Linked DNA regions of Homo sapiens: region 1 is linked to region 2. A link is a loop called in an ENCODE intact Hi-C map of the cell type or tissue named here. Cell type or tissue: heart right ventricle. All regions are shown on one strand.

The links. Peaks named below come from ENCODE experiments on the same cell type or tissue, not always from the same donor. Only the 100,000 strongest peaks of a DNase experiment are listed, where the experiment ranks them.
Region 1: it touches region 2 in a loop (8-fold over the local background); 23 of 110 quality-filtered maps call a loop at or near these places.

Annotation. Positions count from the first base shown.
Region 1 is chr7:8,230,066-8,235,065 of GRCh38, forward strand. It overlaps ICA1 (islet cell autoantigen 1), which reads right to left. Exons shown (of 14, transcript NM_001136020.3): 3 at 2,525-2,690. Among named protein-coding and RNA genes, the nearest start is that of ICA1, 30 kb to the right of the region's middle. In heart right ventricle, no CTCF peak of the experiment used is centred here; no DNase peak of the experiment used is centred here; H3K27ac peaks cover 3,248 bases.
Region 2 is chr7:8,282,273-8,287,272 of GRCh38, forward strand. All of the region lies in intron 3 of ICA1-AS1 (ICA1 antisense RNA 1), which reads left to right. Among named protein-coding and RNA genes, the nearest start is that of ICA1-AS1, 23 kb to the left of the region's middle. In heart right ventricle, no CTCF peak of the experiment used is centred here; a DNase peak (open chromatin) is centred at 1,886; H3K27ac peaks cover 4,664 bases.

The sequences.
Region 1 (5,000 bases), 52 kb before region 2:
ACATAATCATGCCCAAGGCAAGATAAGAAACATTTCCATCATCTAATCAGTCCACTCTGCTGTGGCACAGTGACTCTGGCAAGAAGACTTCTGTCAGCAGAGATTACTTTTGTCTGTTATTGTACTGAAGAGCTGTTTTTCAGAAAAGGATTTCATTAGCAAGCAACGTGGACAAATATTAAAACTCAGCGCAATATTTCTATATTAACTTTCCAACAGATTGCAATAGAATCTGACCAATATTATAGCTTGGAACACAAGTTTTCTGTGCCAGAAGAATAAAACTTCTTGGTTTATAAGTTAGCCTTCTATGGATAACTCAAGGTACGAACATCAAAGAGGTTTTCACATCATTTTTGTATATTTCATGGATGGAATCCATCCTCTCTATAAACATCAACATCAGTATTAACATTTCTGCAACAGAAACCTCTATCATGTGCTAAATTATTTGTCACAGCTAAGTACAATGGATGCTACATACCTAGGACAGCAGCTATTTTGATTAAGGTACATTTGGTTCAGCCAAAATATAATGTTTAATATATTTGTAATTAACATATTAAATTACCTTTTGAATAATGCATGTATTTACTAGGTTCTTAAGAAGAAAATACTATGAGATATAAAAAGCATATATGCTTATAATAATTTACACTGTACTTAGAATATAACAATCGAAACAGATGCTTCCTGGTTCTACTTTCCTCCATTGCAGAAATCTCCATTAGAACATCCTTGTCAAACCCAGTTTCTATTTCAAAATTTCCAATTGCAGAAGGAAAGGGCTGAGAACTGATATTAATTGCACTAACACATACCCTTATTCAGTTGGTACTTATTGAATGTGTATTCTATGTGTGGCTGGGGATACGTCGTGAATAGGCTAACATGGAATTTGATCTCATAGTGGAGGGAAGGTGGGCAAACAGATGAACACCTGAGATAATTCAATGAGAGATGAGTACTACGAATAAAATAAAACATGGCCAGGTGTTAGACAGTGAGCAGGGGTGGGGTAGGTGGGGAGCAGGGGTGGACAGGCAGTGACTCGAAACAGCGTGACCTTTAGGCTGAAACCTGAACTATGAGAAGGGAAGATGTGGGGAAACAGTGTCCAGGTGGAAGCCAGCAAATGCTCTGATGGGTGTGAACTTGGCTGGTTGTGGACTGAGAACTGAGACAAGGCCATCATAGCTGGCTGGTGGTGAGGGCAATGTAAGCGTGTGGGAGAGAGGAAATGCAGGATGGGGAGGCAGGGCCAGTGGGTCAGGAGCTTTGCTATGTACTAGAGATACCATATGGAATGCAGTCTAAATGGTTCCTGAGACATAAAACACACTCATAAACATTAATTATTAATAAACATTAGTCATGTTTATAAATATGTTAGTATAATATTTATAAACACTAATAAACCTTAGCCATCACTCTGTTACCTACTTTAATCTTGATAATAGCTGTAATAAGTAGGTATTAATATCTCTATTTCATGCATTAAGAAAACGAGGATATGAGAAACTGGGTATAGTTCTCCTAAAGTTACAGCAGATAGTAGGTACAATAGTAGCCCAGATCCATCTCACAGGGTTAGTCCTAACCTCAAAGGCAGCCCAGTTCTCACGGGGCAGCCTTAACATTACAAAGTTCTTCCTGGGTCTGGTCTACCCTCATGTGCTTAGAATCAATCTCATCCCTTTTCACATGACAGTAATTGACAACTAACATTTCCCCTTAACCCTCTCTGATGTAGAATAACTATGGTTTCCACCATTCTGGACACTCCGAAAACTTTTTGAAATCTTGGGCTTTTTTAGTCCCATTAAATGTTCAGTTCATTAACCTTAGTGTATATATTAAAATCTGAGTTCATTTTGAATCCTTATCAGACCATCTAAGATATTATTCCTCTCAGTGCCCTGTTATTTATAGAAATGATAGGTATGCTTTCAAAATTTTAATCTAAACTATTGGCAGAAATGTCCAGCAAGACAGGGAGTTAGTTAGTGGGCCTTCTTATATTAATATGCTAGATCAACCATATCTAAATCCAGCTTACTATATTGTTAACTAGTCTAACTAAATATCTCCTTATTCATTTTAGAATTTTCCAGGGTCCAATACAAAACTTATTAGACTCTACTTTCCACGACGTTTTACCTGAGTTCTTCTTTTAAAAAAATTTAACATTTGCCAGATTCTAGTGTTCTAAATCTGACTCCTCAGCTCTGACCAGCAAGCAGCAGCTCTTTGACTGCATTCCTTTTCCCAAGAAACGCTTACTGAGAATTTACCACAGGCAATACATGGCGACTATGTTCTTAAAATACAGAGTAACTGAGGCATGGTGGTTATGTGAGAATTTGCAGGTTTTAATAAATATGCTGGGATTGAGTTTACCTAATCCTAGATTTTCCTCATTTTCAAATACAAAGCACACCCAGCTCTGCCTCAGTGAGTATACTCTAGGACCTTGATCCTAGCAAGGTGGCTGTGTTGGGGCTGACAGCAATAAAGAGCTCACCTCTAGCTTGGCATCCAGGTCCGCGTCAGAGGCAACAACATGTTCATCTTCCTTCTTCCCTGTGGCTTTAATAAAGGCCTGCTTCGTCTCCCAATATTTCTGTTGCATCTTATTTACAACTGACTTATCTTGAGCATATCGATCCTGTAAGTCCCAGGGATAACTGCTAAAAACATTTAAAGAACTATTTTATTCACACCTTTCATAAAGATTAAGATATTTTAGTGTGAAATGATTTCTTTAAACATGACTTTCCATTATGCATTTACATTTACAACATTGATAAACGTATGAGCACTTTCTTATCTGGGTGTTACACCAAGGAAGTTCATCAACTCTTTCTGACTCAAAAACCTTAAAAGTCAGAGTGGAGAAATTTAGAATCTTTTGCAGGAAATAAAGAAACTAACCCTTGAAAAGAATGTAGATATAACAGACTAAGCACACCCCTTTTAGAGGTGGAGACAGTGAGATCAAGCCAGGCAGGGTGACTGGCCCAAGTTACCTCAGTGAGTCAGAGATAAAGCCAGACACCAACACACTCTCTCCACTCTAACACTACAGCCAACACTGAGGTGATGGCAGGAAAGCAGAGATAAGAGGCTGAAGAACAGCATGCCTAAGATCTGTTACAGAGAAATCTAAAATAGTCAAACTCACAGAAGCAGAGAGTAGAATGGCAGTTACGAGTGGCTAGAAGGTAGGAAGAAATGAGAAATTACTATTCAAGGTGCATAAGGTTTCAGTTATGCAAGATGAATAAGCTCTAGAGATCTGCTGTGTGACATGGTGCTTATTCTTGGTATTTTTTTTTTTTTTTTGAGATGGACTTTCACTCCTGTTGCCCAGACTGGAGTGCAGTGGCGTGATCTCAGCTCACTGCAGCCTCTGCCTTCCAGGTTCAAGCGATTCTCCTGCCTAGGCCTCCTGAGTAGCTGGGATTATAGGCACATGCTACCACGCCCAGCTACTTTTTGTATGTTTTTAGTACAGATGGGGTTTCACTATGTTGGCCAGGCTGGTCTCCAACTCCTGACCTCAGATGATCCGCCCTCCTCAGCCTCCCAAACTGCTGGGATTACAGATATGAGCCACCGCGCCCAGCCCCATGGTGCCTATTGTTAACAATACTGTATTGTGCACCTAAAATTTAAGACGGTTGACTTCATGTTAACTGTTCTTACCACAATAAAATAACAATAAAATAAATTTAAAATTGGTTGCAGGCTTCTGATGTTAAAAACTTTAAACTCTTCCATATAAATGCTTAAAATATAGATGAAAAGCCATTTTTCAGGAGGATCACAGTGAAGAGCAAATCAAAAAGTATGTGGAGAAAAAATTAGAAACTGGCCGGGCATGGTGGCTCATGCCTTTAATTCTAGCACTTTGGAAGGCCCAGGCAGGAGGACTGCTTGAGGCCAGGAGTTTCAGATCAGCCTGGGCAACATAGTAAAACCCCATCTCTACAAATAATTAGTCAGGTGTGGTGGCACAGGCCTATGACACAAAGCTACTCAGCAGACTGAAGTGGGTGGATTGTTCAAGTCCAGGAGTTTGAGGCTGCAGGGAGCCGTGATCACACCACTGCACTTCATCCTGGGATACGGGGCGAGACCCTGTCCCTCAAAAAAGAAAAAAGAGAAGAAAAAAGAGAAAAGAAACAAAAGTAATTGAAAATGAAATGGAATTGTGTAAAAGTGATTGGAGTACCCCAAATATGGCTGGAAAGTTTGCTGATGGAGTTCCATCCCTCCCCTTGCTTCGTCCACATCCTCTTTGGACCTAGAGTCCCTGCCCCAAAGGCTCCCCTGACCCCCCCAGGCAACTCTCCTCTGTGGAGATGTACTTTCCTCTACCCCATCCCATCACCACCCAAAATGTGCCAGGCTTGTGCTGAAACGTGAGTTTGTTTATATGACTATATCAAAATACCAGTATCTCAAAACCTACTTTCCTTCATTTACAATTTCATTAAGTTTACAATTTTCAATTTACACATTTATTCTTAAAAAGCCAGAAGGCATTTCTGATGACTTCCTTAACAATGGTTATCTTTGGAGAGAGAAGTAGGATTATGGGAGACTTTCATGGTCTACTTTATATCTTTCTGCATTATTTAAAAGTCGTATTATGAGCTCATATCAGAGAAAATAAGATAATGTATAAAACTTATGTAAAAGATAATCTCTCTATAGAATATGCACATTAAAAGGTTGGAAGGATACACTCCAAAGACTGATTATTTTAGGGGAATGGCATTCTCAAGAGTGGGCCATAGAATGGATTTCTTTGGCCGGGCGCGGTGGCTCATGCCTGTAATCCCAGCACTTTGGGAGGCTGAGGTGGGCAGATCATGAGGTCAAGAGATCGAGACCATCCTGGCCAACATGGTGAAACCCCGTCTGTACTAAAAATACAAAAATTAGCCAGGCGTGGTGGCACATGCCTGTAATCCCAGCTACTCGGGAGGCTG
Region 2 (5,000 bases):
TTTCTGGGTGGCCTTGACCTGCCAAAAGCTGCCTGTTTTGAGTGAGGCCGAAAGTGGGAAGTAGCTGTCCAGCTGGCTCAGGCTGCAAGGCAAGCAGCTCTGCCCTTTGGCCCTTGTGAGCAAATGGATTTGGTGCTGCTGAAATGGTGTGCAGCCCATTGGAGAGCTATATGGCATCCATGACAAGTGCCTACAAGAGCCATCGTAGAGGAGAACTTCTGTGTTTGGGAAAATGTGAAGACCCCTTTAGCAGATGACCCTTTATTTTGAAACATGACTCCTGACTTGTTCCTGGGCTCTGATAGAGACTGAAAGACCCAACTCTCTGGTGTAAGATGATCTCAGTACTTTGATACCTGACATGGAATGAGTGTTGTCTCAGGTACTTAGCCACAAAGTCAAGCATTCCCAACGGTAGTCCACATTGAGTGAACTGAAAAGGAAGAAAAAACTATGAGGCTGAGCCTGTGGAGAAGCCTAAAAACACAGATAAACGGTACAAGCAGGCAGTCGTATTCCTACTACATTACTTTTTCTTCCTATGCTTCATGGGAGTTTCCAGTGACTAGTGGTCCAATGAGAGAGTTCTTCACTGAGAGACCTAACTTGAACCTGGTGTACAAATGGCCTTGCACAATATGCTAGCCCCAGACAGGATGAGAGGAAGCGTTGCTGTCCTTCAGTGTGGCTGTGAAGTATAGTGGAGAAGGAAAATGCTCACAATAGTTGATTCTGAGCATGAATTTCATTGTCTACTTGACCTGGAAGGAAATATTGTCAACTTTATCTGAGGTCAGGATCTACACCAATTCCTGAGGTAATGATTTGCTCAGAGGTGATATTCAAAATATTTAACACATAAGACAATTGGAATCTATCACTGAAACTAGTCTTGAAGTCCAGTTTTGCCAGATGTTAACCCTTTGGTTTCTGAATTGTGGGGAGTCAGAGATGTCCCTGAGGGAGGGATCGATTGACTTGGGCAATGGTGGGGATACTGGGCAGGGGCTTGGAACAGGGCAATATTTTAGAGATGCTTAAAGCTGATGAGTACACAATGAGTCATTTTTAGTCCTGGTCTGATTAGACGGTCAGAGACTTAGAAGGATCAAGATTGGAGAACTGATGACAAGTAGGTTTTAAGGAAAGTTGATGCACCATTGAAAATGGGCCCAAAGTGTGAAAATATCTGGGTTAATGTGAGTCCTCACTGAGAAGCCATTATTGTAGAAGAGTTTGTGTATTAGTCCATTCTCATACTGCTATAAAGAAGTGCCCAGGACTGGGTAATTTATAAAGGAAAGAGGTTTAATTTACTCACAATTCCACATGGCTGGGGAGGCCTCAGGAAACTTACAATCATGGCTAAAGGGGAAGCAAACACATCCTTCTTCACGTGATGGCAGGAAGGAGAAGGATGAGAGCTGAACAAAGGGGGAAGCCCCTTATAAAACCATCAGATCTTGTGAGAACTTACTATCGTGAGAATAGCATGGGGAACACCATCCCCATGATTCAATTACCTCCCACAAGGTGCCTCCCATGACAGGTGGGGATTATGGGAACTACAATTCAAGATAAGATTTCAATGGGGACATAGCAAAACCATATCAGTTTGTTAATATCCAAGAGAACAAAGTGATTTCTTCTATGGGGGTCAGACATCCTCTGTTCCCAGTCAGTTTCTTGGCTTATGGATATAATAGCTGCTATTGCCAGAATGGAGGTAATTCTTGGGCCTAACAGCATAAATTTCCTTTTACCAGACGCATCTGTATATTGCTAGCAGCAGTGACTGTCACTGCACCTCTAGGGAACTTGGTCTGCTGGTAGTGGGAAAGTTATTTTAAGTTGGGAATGCTTCTTTATCATGGAGTGGCAGCAACTCATCCAGTGGCACTCATCCAGTGGCAGTACTGGAATAGTCTTTCTGAACTTGGATTTGCTTTCCCTGCTTACATACCACTAACACATCGGCAGGATTCTATATATGGCCTCTGACCAATGAACTCACCACTTGATAAGTAAGGCAATAGGCTAATAACTCACTGGCCTTACTGTATAAATATCCAATCATCCTCATGAAGCTATTGAAATGACCTATTGAAAACTTTGCCCTAGTGCCATTTGGAAAATAGCAGATGTGATATGGAGTGTTACGTTGTAAGATATAGAACATGAGCAGAAACAATGACTAATACATTGGTTATTACTTTCAGAGCCAAAACACAACCTAAGAATCTAGGGATGAAGGCACCTCTTACAATTATACTTATTCTCTCACTCTTAGAATTTTTGCTTTAATTTTTAAAAATTGTTCTCTTAACTCTTTTAGCCTAAGGAATTTAGTACCCAATGGAGGACTGCTTCAAGCAAGAGTTTTTGTTTGTTTGTTTGTTTGTTTTAAAAAAGTAGGTTTTATTGAATTGGCAGCTGAGATTGCCACCTGGAGATTTTGTATTCTTTATACAATCAGGGCAAAGATGCTTGGCAAGCTGAGGTGTTGGCTGAAAGCCAGGAGAACTTGGAGCAAACAGGGAAAGTACATATTTTATATGTCAGCAGCAGTCTCATGCGTTCTTGCAGAATGGAGGACAGTAGCCTTCCCCAGTATTTCCTTATTTGCTGCTAAGTATACTATTTATCTCACATTTCCTTTAAACATGAGAATTAAACAAATTTTCTTTTTCTTTCTCCCAGGGCTATATAATGTAATCTAAATATCAATTAAATCCACCATGTAGTTCATAGGCTGAAGAATACTGAGATGGGGTTGTGATAACTGAGAAGGAATGGACATAAGTCAGAGGTCATAGACTTGAAGGACAATGTCTCACCTCTGAGTGCAGTTGCTGGAAATGACTTTGCTTGTCTTCTATTGCCATTGTGTGATGATTGGTTGAATCATGTGTTATGGGTGTTTTTTTTTTGGTACAGGTAAAGAAAGATATGTATGTGAGTAAGCAAGCATGTGTGTATTCTGGGCAGCCAGAGGGTAGATTGTAGCAGATAGCTTTGGGGGTAGCTGTATGGCTATGGCTAAGCATGGCTCCTTTCTCAGAAGGATTATTTGTTTATATACAGACATAGCCCCAGGAGATCACATCTGTGCTCTGTGATTTTGTCTTCCTGGCCATAGCTGCTAGTCTGGGAGTTACCACCTATGTTCTTCATTTTGATGATTAACATTTGGCATGATGAGATAGAGAGATGGGAAGATGTGTAAACTCCTACTGAGGCCCTGGAGTGTCCCCATTTCTTGTCCTTTTGAGCCTTTGTTCCTCTCTTGCATTTTATGAAGTGCTCTATAATCCTTCTGATAACCTTCTCTCTTTGCCTAAATTAACCAGAGTTGTTTTACACTCTTTGCAACCAAAGAACATTAACAAATGTGGAAATTAAAGACTACTTAATATATATAGTGATCTTAGATGTGGTTCCTCAATTTTAACTAAAAATTATCAAGTATTTGTGAAGAAGAAAGCTACAAGAAGAAGACACCTGAGTTCATCTCTTCCTTCATGGGTTCTCCCCTTTCCCTTAATTCTTTGGTGGAAAAAACAGCATTACTGGAGTAATTAACATACATTTTTCTAGAATTAAAATTAGGAACTAGGGAGGGTGGCATGTGGAGGGAAAAAACCCAGCCATCTGGAATGAACGATTTTTTACAGGTAGCCTAGGTTAGCCAGGCTGGTGAGAAAACTAGGTCAGGAGGTGAAGACACATGGACCTGGAGTAATGGCAAGCATAGGATGAAAACATGCAGAACCTGGTTGAAGTTCTCCTGCACTAGCTTCCTCATATGTTGCCATTTCATCAGTCTTGCTGTCACTGGGACAAAGACACATGTTCTGGCAGCAGTGGATAGAGACCATGGAGAAACCTGCCAAATAAGCAAAATTATATATTGGTGGCTTCAGGCATATTATTCAACAATGTCACCTCATCTGCTTTTCTTAATTTTCTTAAAATTTTCTTAGAAAGAAACATTTAATAGGGACTTAAGAACGGAAGCCATGTCTGTGTCTCAGGCAGTGGCCAGACAAGATGGTAAGATGGTAGATCCCTGTCCTCTTTTCCTCTTTTCTTTTTTCCTTCCCTCCCCTCCCCTCTCCTCCCCTCCTCTCCCCTCCCCTCCCCTCCCCTCCCCTCCCCTCCCCTTCCTTTTTTTGTCAGGGTCTTGCTCTGCACCCCGGTGGAGTGCAGTGGTATGATCTCAGCTCATTGCAACCTCTGCCTCCTGGGTTCAAGTGATTCTCATACCTCAGCTTCCAGAGTAGCTGGGACTACAGGTGAGTACCACCACGCCTGGCTAATTTTTGTATTTTTAGCAGAGATGGGGTTTTGCCATGTTGACTAGGCTTGTCCTGAACTCCCGGCCTTAAGTGATCTGCCCGCCTCGGCCTCCTGAAGTTCTGGGATTACAGGTGTGAGCCCCCGCACCCGGCCTCTTTTCTTTATTTACTGGCCTTTCCAGGTTTTTGCCCATTGAAATATAATAGTCTTTATTGTATAATAATGCGGTGGTTCTCACACTTTAGTATTCCTAACAATTATCAGGGGGTTGGGTATGCGGTGATTCTTCTGTTTTGTTTATTTTATTTTTTTTAAGTTTTGAAGAACTTTTATTGCCAGTTTGTCTAAAAGGTCATTTACTCAAAATGGAACTGGGGTGACAACAGGCTATCAAGCCATGACCTGGAAACCAAAGAACAATTCAGCAGTTCCAGGCTATAAGGAGTTGGCTGGGTCCCAGCACCCTGTGGGGAGACCAGTGGCCACCTAACCTGAGCAGGAGGTCAGTGCAGGAGGCAGGAGGGCTTGTCAAAATGTATTATCCTGGGTCTGCACCAACAACAAACAACAAACAAACAAACAAACAAACAAAAACCTCATTTATTCATTTCAAGGTGGGACTCAGGAAGCTCTGCTTTTAGTAAGAACCAGGAGTGTCAAATGCATTTAGTCATTGGTTGAATGACCATATAAATTATTTT